2 separate regions of the Homo sapiens genome follow, and region 2 is linked to region 1. Evidence: read pairs that join two places in POLR2A ChIA-PET (ENCODE). Cell type or tissue: IMR-90. All regions are shown on one strand.

Evidence for each region. Peaks named below come from ENCODE experiments on the same cell type or tissue, not always from the same donor. Only the 100,000 strongest peaks of a DNase experiment are listed, where the experiment ranks them.
Region 2: POLR2A ChIA-PET joins it to region 1 with 6 read pairs; 2 of 35 experiments call an interaction of 5 or more read pairs at or near these places.

Annotation. Positions count from the first base shown.
Region 1 is chr13:32,156,465-32,161,464 of GRCh38, reverse strand. FRY (FRY microtubule binding protein) reads right to left here. Exons shown (of 61, transcript NM_023037.3): 16 at 4,060-4,192; 17 at 214-321. Among named protein-coding and RNA genes, the nearest start is that of FRY, 130 kb to the right of the region's middle. In IMR-90, no CTCF peak of the experiment used is centred here; no DNase peak of the experiment used is centred here; H3K27ac peaks cover 370 bases.
Region 2 is chr13:31,960,565-31,965,564 of GRCh38, reverse strand. No RefSeq gene overlaps it. Among named protein-coding and RNA genes, the nearest start is that of FRY-AS1, 69 kb to the left of the region's middle. In IMR-90, no CTCF peak of the experiment used is centred here; no DNase peak of the experiment used is centred here; H3K27ac peaks cover 106 bases.

The DNA of each region.
Region 1 (5,000 bases):
AGCGACCTTACGTGCTTACGTATTTGCTTCTAAGTTGGATTTTAAACCCCTTGAATATGGGAAAAATAATTTTTAAAAATTTGTTTTTTCCTGCCCATACCCAGTACCTCATTTGGTAAATATTTGTTAATTGTAAACTACCATTCTATTTTTTTTTCAGGAGTCACAACAAAGGATCGAAATTAATTTTGGCCAAATAATATTCTCACCTACCTAGCCAGTAAGTCAATAAGTTCAAGTTTTGACATCCCATCAGGAAGCAGTCGAGGAATAGCAGCAACACAGGTCCTGAAAAGATCTATTTTTGGCTTTCTCTCACCCCTAGAATTAGAAGACAAAATTTTAAAATAGGTCAAAAAGCTGTGAAAATAAAAACAAAATGAATTAAGTGCATGAACAAAGACTAGAATCCATGCCTTCTGAGTCACAGCCTGGTGTTAGCTCCATATTACTCTCAAATGTTTATGCCCTTTGTAGCTTGACCAGTTCTAATAAAACTTTAAGTAATTTAAATGTAAGACAGAGGTATATATCTGAAAAGAAAAATGCTGATATCAATAGTATTTTGCCTTGAATTTGCCCTTTAGTTGGGTCTAGTCCAGTTGCATTTAAAATACCAGAATCACAGAAATGGCTAAGTACATCCACATGAAGAAATGTATTTCATTCAGCATTTAAAAATGGAGTATATATATATGGAATGGTGCCTTTTGTAATTGTGATATCTAGCAGCTTCTCTCCCTGATGAGTTATGCTTCTCCCCTAGAGCTCTTTGTCCTGTTTTTAAAAATTTAAGTGCTTCCAAAATAAATCTTTCAAAATAAGTAAAATTCTGAAATGTATATAGTTGTGCACCCATTTCTGACTTTTAAAGTGATACCGATGGGCCTCACCTCTATGGAGATTTCCTTCTCTATTTTTAATTAATTTCTTGAGAATATGAATGTTTAATGATAATTAATGCCTTCTGCATTCTGTTGGAAAATGTGAAGGAGAAATATATATTTTGTGTTATTTCAATTTTTAGTTGTTTTAATAGGTAACTGTTAGATTTTTAACCACTTATTTTATCTGTAACCTTTATGGAATAAACTACCCACCAAAATCTTTCAAATGACCCAAGTGATAATATATAACAGCATATCTAAAGTCTGATGACTTAGTCTTCTGAGCATAAATATAGAATCAGTACCAAATTAATGTGATCCAAGGACACAAGCACAATAATGAAAATGCAAAATAGCATAAAAATAATTCCTTTTTGGAACAGTAACTGTAGTCAGAATAGAAATGCAACTAGCAGAATCAATCCTCTGTGTAATCTAAAGATCATAATCAAGCAGCAATTTTGCTCTGTGACATTACCTTTTATTGTGCTTTTACAAGTTTGTTAAGAATTAATAAAAAATTGTTTATATGAAAAATAAAACACATAATATGTTGTCTTCCAAAATAATCTGCTTTTGTGGGCAGTCATAAGATTATTTTCTTAATAATCTTATGACTTTTGTCATCCATAGAGCTTTTGCACGAGCTGTTGAGGACCCTGGAGAAGAGGAAGCAGTTGCACAGGGCTTTCCAATCAGCCAAGGAAAGAAATGTTTTCAGATATCCTCAATAGCTGTACAGTGTTAGAGCCTAGAGATCTCTTCTAATTGTTCATTTGTAACACAGTGAGTAGTTTAAACAGTTCTACTAGTTTGCTCACCAGATGTTTTTAACAGCTGGGATTATTTTTATATCTGTCGGAAAATGGATGACCTTGCCTGGCCTGAAGTGTAAGGGCGAACTCTGCCAGACTTCCAAGATGATAAAACAAGCCTAGATTAGAAACTAATTGCTGCATGATTTCCTCTTACTACTGCAGTCTTTGCTGTCTGGCCTTTTATGGGAAGCATATAAATCCCCAAAATTATATAATTAAGAAAATATATTAACAGATGTTAAAATTATTATTTATTATTCTTTACTTGTTATTTTCTTTCTTCCTTTCTTTCTTTTTTTGTACTAGCATGAACCACAAAAGGGATATGGAATAAAGACTGAGCAACACAGAATGTTCAATGTTCAAGTTCTTACCCTGCGTAGGGCCTGGGAAAGTGGTGGCCCAGCTTCAAATATCAACTCCAATGACTGTTCCATTAGTGTTGTGTGGGCCTCCACCCTCTTCTCCTAAATGCTTATATGATTCCCTAACATTTCTCTTCTTCCTTATTTTTTTTTTTTAAGAAATGATGCAATGAGTTATTTAGGAATCTGCCTTGAATTCTAGCACGAAAAATATTTCTAGCCCTATCTGGAGGTCTTAAGATGTTTGAATAGGAAAAAGTAAAGAAGAACCTTAGAAAAAGTTTGAACATTGATTAAAACATAAATAAAATGTTTACATTTAAACATGTACCTTTTTATGATTTTGAATATAATGTTTTTGTCCTGAACCTATCTTATGATGCCTATTGATTACGAATATGGTTGTCCTTTAAAGCTCTTTTTTTTTTTTTTTTTTTTTTTTTGAGGAAACAGCTATATGCATTTCTTTTTGTTTGTTTTTGGAACAGTTTCACTGTCGCCCAGGCTGGAATGCAGTGGTGCAATCTTGGCTCACTGCAATCTCTGCCTCCCGGGTTCAAGCAATTCTCCTGCCTCAGCCTCCCGAGTAGCTGGGATTACAGGTGCACGCCACCATGCCCGGCTAATTTTTGTATTATTAGTAAAGATGGGGTTTCGCCATGTTGGCCAGGCTGGTCTTGAACTCTTGACCTCAAGTGGTCTGACCGCCTTGGCCTCCCAAAGTGCTGGGATTACAGGTGTGAGCCACCATGCCTGGCGTAATGCATTTTTTATATCTTCTACATTATAAATTGAAAATGGCTTTAATATATGCAAGAAGTATGGAAAAATGAGGTTGAAAGTTTATTGATAATCTGGCAATTTGTGAGGTAAGAACTAGAACTGTAGATAATATTTTTAACGTTATTAATCTTGGTCAATATAAATTCTGCTATTATTTCGGTTGAAAAGTCTAAAGCAACATCATCTCATACTATTTAAATCGAGTAATTGGTGAGCTGCAGGATAATATGCATTGTATTATCCCACTTTTGTGGGGAAAAGGAGGTATGTATACACATACATTTGTATTGACATAAGGAAAGGTCTGGAAGGAATCACATTGATCCAAGAAACGGCTGCAGATTTCATGTGAGGCTCTGAGGAGGCTTTTATTTTAACTTTAGATTCTACCAAATACATATTTTAAATAATTCTGCATTTTTGCCTTTGCTTTAATCACGAGCACATGTTACTATCACAAAAAAAAATGCACACCACAATATGAATCTCTCTATATAGGTAACAATCTTCAGATTAATTCTTATATTTGCAGTTGAAAATGATGGATGACAGAAGAAATTTACCTAATTATATTTTTGGAAATTATGCCACAGCTATCAAATGTAATTTAATTCATAGCCCAACAACACAGTCCAAACTTTCTTAAAATATAGAATTATAACTTAATCCTAGTTCCTGCCATAGTTAAACAAAAACAGCAAATGCAAGTTCTAATTGTCAATCTAGATCTTCAGATTTTGAATAAGAATACTTGATTTGAATACATTTGAAGCTACGCATGCTTTCTTAAAATGCTTTCTGTGATGCAGTCTGTGATACAATCACACAGAAACTATGAAGTAGGAACTGTCACGAGATGTATAAAGATGGAATGTCTGTAAATTTGGGATGTCACTATGTCACATGAGTTGTGATGGTGCCTGGGAACAAAATGCCATTTCTGAAAAACATGGACTAGTGGGTCATGGTCCTCATTTTCTAACTTACTGACCTAGTGATACTTGAGATATAAATAAAATAGATCAATCACAGATATGACCTTATTTTTATAGTTAATCAAATACTGTGAAGGTTTTTTTTTAACTATCTTTACTACTTTTTAGAACCCTAAGAAGATGAAAACAAAATACAGAATAAATGAGAATACTCTCTACTTGTGTTTTCTGGTTAATCTTTCACTGATAACTTAGTCTTTACTGTACTCACGTGATCATGTCTTCCGGTTCTTTGTTTAACATCTGTACATTAGTCAGCATCATACACCTTCCTACTTCTTTATCAAGGTGCCTTAAAATGTTGTCTACAGCTTTTCGTACTTGAGAGTAATATAAGGACATGCCTGAAAAACATGCATTATAGTTATACCTTCAACTGAATCTATCAAAGGATATCCTGATTTATTCATCCTCTATAATATTTTTTACTGAAGACCTTATGAGTCAATGACTTCCTTGAGCAAAAGGGCTGTCTGATTCAATCTCATCTGCACAGCTTTTAGCATAGTGCCTTGCACTTAGTAAGTGTTCACCAGATAATCATTTTAATTCAATGTATAGGAATTCTAATACTCAATTGGAAGTATTTTCCAGAAGAGTTAAAATAATAAGAAAATACAAAATTCAAATTAAAGCAATTTGAATTTTAAAGTTTCTAGTTAGCATAAGAAAATTCACCATCATTAGTGATTATGTAAATAAAGAATAATTCTCATTGGGGGTTAGGACTTTAATAACTCCATATGGCCCTCTGAAATATATATGTGAATTTTTTTAGTAAAATAAAATAACTTCATATTATAAATTTAAAAATGAAGAAAAACATATTTTAGCTATATTATTTTTATTGTTCTCATTAACTACAGTGTTGATGTCCCACACTGGAAGACGAATGTGTATACGAATTATACAAATGAAAAGTAAATACCTTTGTATTTAAAATTTGTACCTTAGTGAAATAATTATTCATGATTATTTCTCATGCATTACATCTGTTTTTTTTTTTTTTTTTTTTGAGATGGAGCTTCACTGTTGTTGCCCAGGCTGGAGTGGAATGGTGCGATCTTGGCTGACTGCAACCTCCGTCTCCTGGGTTCAAGTGATTTTCCTGCCTTAGCCTCCCAAGTTGCTGGGATTACAGGCATACACCAC
Region 2 (5,000 bases), 200 kb after region 1:
GAAAGTGTGAGTGGATGAAGATGAAGGCACTCCCCTTGCCAGAAAACAAAGCATCAGTCTGTTAGCACTATCTTTACACAAAAATATCTAGTATTTGATAGCATGACAGTGTGACTACAGTCAATAGTAATTCAATTGTGTGTTTAAAAATAACTAAAAGAGTATAACTGGATTGTTTATAACACAAAGGATAAATGTTTGAGGTGAAAGATACCTCATTTACCCTGATGTGATTATTACACATTGTATGCCCATATCAAAACATCTCATATACCCCATAAATATAAACATATACTATGTACCCACAACAATTAAAATTTTTTTAAAAAGAAACTTTTCCCCTATCGTAGTGTCCACAGTCACAATGGATCTTCATGTCTTTATCTCATTTCTTGTTCTCTGGTAAACAGAAAGATTCCTGTTTAATTGATAAAGAACCCAAGGGTCACAGTTCACACAATTAGTAGTCTTTTGTTCTCCAGATCCAAGAGATTTTGTTCTTTTCTATCACTACATTTTGTTTTTCTTTTAAAATTTACATAATTAAATAGCTAGGTTATTCTATATGTATATGCTTTGGAGTTCTCATATGTTGCCATGACTCTTTTTCTATATAATGAATATTGGGTAAATTCCCCTTAAAGAAATAAATCACAAAACAGATTAAACATTTAAGTAGGAGCACTTTTTTTTTACATTCCCCAGTAAAAATTAAAAGTAAACTAATTTATTTCTTCTAAGTAAATAAGCACAAATATTACAACTGGAAATAGGCAATAACACTAAAACTCTGGGGCTGGAAACATTTGCAATTAGCCCAGGAGGATTTCTTTACAGATAACCAAACTGACCAGAGAGGTCAGGTCACGTCATTAGTTATAAAGCCTGGATGATGAAGCCCAGGTCCTAGAGTATTTTCAAAAACAGTGACTACTTCATCTTTAGAAAAAAATACACTCACTCCGCAAAGAATCTATCTCTAAAAAGGAACATATTTTTAAATAAGAAAAAGAAAAAGTAATGTTTGATATTCATAGCTAATTATCTTTATTCTAGTCACCCAGAGCACAACCAAGCCTTCAGAAGATGGCATCATCCCACCTGGGATTAAAAGTGGCACCACACCCCAAATGATTAATGTAGAAATACATATTTGATTACGAACATGACAAGTCAGGAAGGCTAGACCAGCCAGGAATAGGTATGGGAGCAACTGCTATTAAATATTTAAACAGCACTGATGTACAATAAGTACAATGTGCCAAACATGTAAAGTCTTTGGCCTAAGGAGTTTGCTGTCAGCTGTAAAGCTGGTTATTCCAGAGATATCTGTTATGTTGCTTCATTTGGTAAACAATCCATTCCATACATCAAAAAGCCATCGTTCAATAAGCTTTCTTAGGGTTAAGAATTTACACCCAATTATTTAATGCAAAATTTGTATATACTTGTCACCATATTAATAATTTTAGGAAATTCACTTTTATTTTATGACAAGTTTAAGATTATCTCTCCTTGTTGAGTCTCTTTTCATCCTTTGTATTTTATTCTTCTATATTGTTGCACAAAACACAATTTTGCAACTATGGCATACATAATGACACCAGCAAAACTAAAGAGAATTAGAAAATTTTGATTTTGTAAATGTGTGTTAGACAAGAGAAACTGTCATATAATCATAGCCAACAATATATGCAGAAGCAAGATAAATTGGTAAATAATACTGACTCAAAAACATTATGCAACTTGATTGGCGCATGAAAAGCCTACATCATCTTTATCCAAAATATAGTAAGGAAAAGAGAAGTGAAAACAGTGATGCTTCCTTTGATGGAAAATGATTTTATTTAGCTCAGGTGAGGTACATAGGATATTGTATATTTCTCACTTACATAAATCTGTGTAGGACTCAAAGTAGTTAATAAGACAACAGGGATATCTTAAAGCAAAAGTAAAATAGCAAGAATCCAAGTGATAAGGGCTTGGAGAGAAGAGAGAAAAATAATATAAAATTAATACTAAGGAAGACTATTGTTTCTTAGAAAATGATTTAGTTCTAAGCATGTTTCCAATGGCTAAGACAGAGCAGGCAGTTCAGACAGATAGGCTAAATATTTACTCATTCATTCATTCATTCATTCTTCATTTATGTGATACAGTTTTCTACCTTCAGAAGGCTTGGAGCCTGGGTTGGGGATGGCAATACAAATACATATGTACAGACTTAAACACCATAATACCATGATGTACAAAGACCTGTGGAACAAAAGGCAGAATACAACTAAATCATGTGGGGGTGGGAGTGTGAGGGACAGTTTGAGAGATATGATGACATTTGAGCTTAGCCTTGGAATAGAATATGAGTCAGAGACAAGCAAGGTGGGCAAATGAGGAAGGCTGTATGAGAGCATAACGCCACTGGAATGCCATGAGGGTCAGAGAGCAGTCCATGGTGTGGTGTGACTGGAGTATTGTGCAGAGAAGGATAAGGACCAGGAAAGAAAGCCTTCCATCTGTGCATGGGGCCAGACTGGGAGGGCTCCTGAGTCTTCAATGCCGTGCTGAAGAATGTGGGCTTGATTCCGAAAAAAGCTTAAACATGAGAGAGACACTATCAAGAAAAAAAAAAAAAAAAGGCAGATTGTTACAGAAAATCTACCAGTGGATGAGAGAACTACTTCAGGAATGCAGTTCTAGACTCCAGGAGTCTTTAGGATGGTAGACATTCCTGGGATCAGCTATTATTTTTATCCCACTTTAGAAGGAAGAATCCAGGGCACACTAGGTGGGTAAATTATTAGTTAGATTCACACACTATTAATGGAAGGAGGAGAATATAACATAGTTATGGGGATGAAGGGCATCAGCATTTCCTGAGCACCCACTGTGGGCAGAAATCACTGGATACATGTGTCAAGGAAAGGAAAAAAATAGAAAACTTAGCTCTTCTATTCAAAGAGCTAATAATTAAGACAGAAAAATGACAGAAGCGTGCCAAAAGACAGTAAACTTCTTAGGAATAATACAGATATTTATTTATTCACACAAGAGTTGATATCTTCCTGAAAAGCATACATCTCATTTTTATAAAATGAATAATTTAAAATGCATTTATATAAGGAAATTTATCAATTCATAGTATGGATAATTTATACACTTGATAATCACCCTCCAATCAGTTTTCTGATTTTTTGTAATTAAATTATTTTTCAAAAAGGACAAAGCTATAATGTAAAATGAGTTGCAAAAAAGCTACCCTCATTGAGTAATGCTGTTACTCAAATTAACATATGAACTTATCACAAACTATTAATTAATAAAAATATAAAATAATGTGGAACTCTGCTAACAAGATAGTCTTGCTCACTGATCCTTTAAGTTCCCTGGGTTGTCCCCAAACAAGTTTTATCTTCTATGTCCCTTAACTAAACCAGTCACTGTGCCTGTTCAAGTGAATACAACCATTTTCATAGCAAGAGAAATCCTCTTAAGACAGGAGAAATATGAGTCTTATCCCTTCCTGATGAGTGTACCAAAGTTTTAATTGATAGAGCTTCTAAAAAGAGCATGGTCTTTGGTAAGCAAGATAGTCTGAGCAACAGGATGATGCAGGGATGTTTAACTCCAATCACCATGCATATTTTCCAGGGCTCTGTTTGGACTAAGGTTTACCGTATATGCAAAAGAGAAAAAAAATGCTCTCTGGACTCCAACTGCCTTCTGCAGAGGATGAGTCTTGTTAGACTACAGAGTTTCTCAAAGAATAAGCTGAAGATCCCTCTAACAGAATCAAATCATGACTATTAAAAATACATATTCCTCAGCCAACCCCAAACCTGATAAACCAGCATCTGAAATTTTAACAAGATTTGCAGATGGTTCTCATGGACCCTTATGATAACCATGGGCTGAAAGGGAGCAGTCTCAGGTGGTCCTTTGGTTTATGAGGGGTACCTTGATTGGTTTCAGATGTGCAATGATAGGTCTGAAGAAGGGCTTGGGAGTAAGGCTGGAAAGAGCAGATATGCTCTATATGATCGAGGAAGAAGAAAATAAAATTCTGGGGACATTACGGTAAAAAGAAATTTGAAAGGAAAGATGGAAGAGAAGGAAAAAAGAGCCATCTTGATGGCCAGAGGTTGAATACTGGTAGAACACGCTTTAAGAAATCTTGAAGGGGAGGGTGGTTGAGAGGGCTTTTCAAGAATAGGGCCCTCTGCTGTTAAATCAAAGTTGTTTGTGCTGAATGAATATCTACTTCTGGAATTCTTTTTGTCTCTCCAGACATCCAGTAGAATCCACTACACATACAGAGGCTTTTATGATTGGGTTGAGTTTTTATTTGCAGAAATCAAGGCAAGAAGGTGAACTTCATTTCTGAACCCACACACAGTACAGAATAGAGACAATATCCGGGAAAAAAAATCATAAACGACCAAAAAAGGAAAAACAAACAAACAAAACATTCACAGGAGCAGAAACTTAAGCACAAGGACCCATGTCCCTGAAAAGTTATAAAAATCTTTGGATTGAGCCTGAGACTATGTATGGAATGGAAGCTTGACCAATCTACTTAAATTTTAAGAGCAAAGTGCTCCCAGATGCCATGTGGGTTATATGAAGTCATATGATCTTTTCCTTCTACTACTCAACAAAACAAACAAAAAACAAATAAAATGACCTTCTACATATTCAAACTCTTGTGCTTAGGAGAAATTTGGCTTTGTATTTGTTTTTAAAATTTGCTTTATTAGAATCTTTTTTCCAAGGCAGTGATTATTTCTAACATCTCTCTTTAGAGGTGTAGTACTTACAGTTAGACACCTTTTTAAGCTGAGGACCACATAAAATAATAGGGTGACATCTTTTTCAGGGACTAAATTGAGCCCTGACAACCTACAAAAGGGGACCCACTTCCCACAAATGAGTAAAGTATTTTACCCATGACAGATGCAGGCCCCCAGCTGCTCCACAAGCATATTTAGGCCAAGTCTACTGTT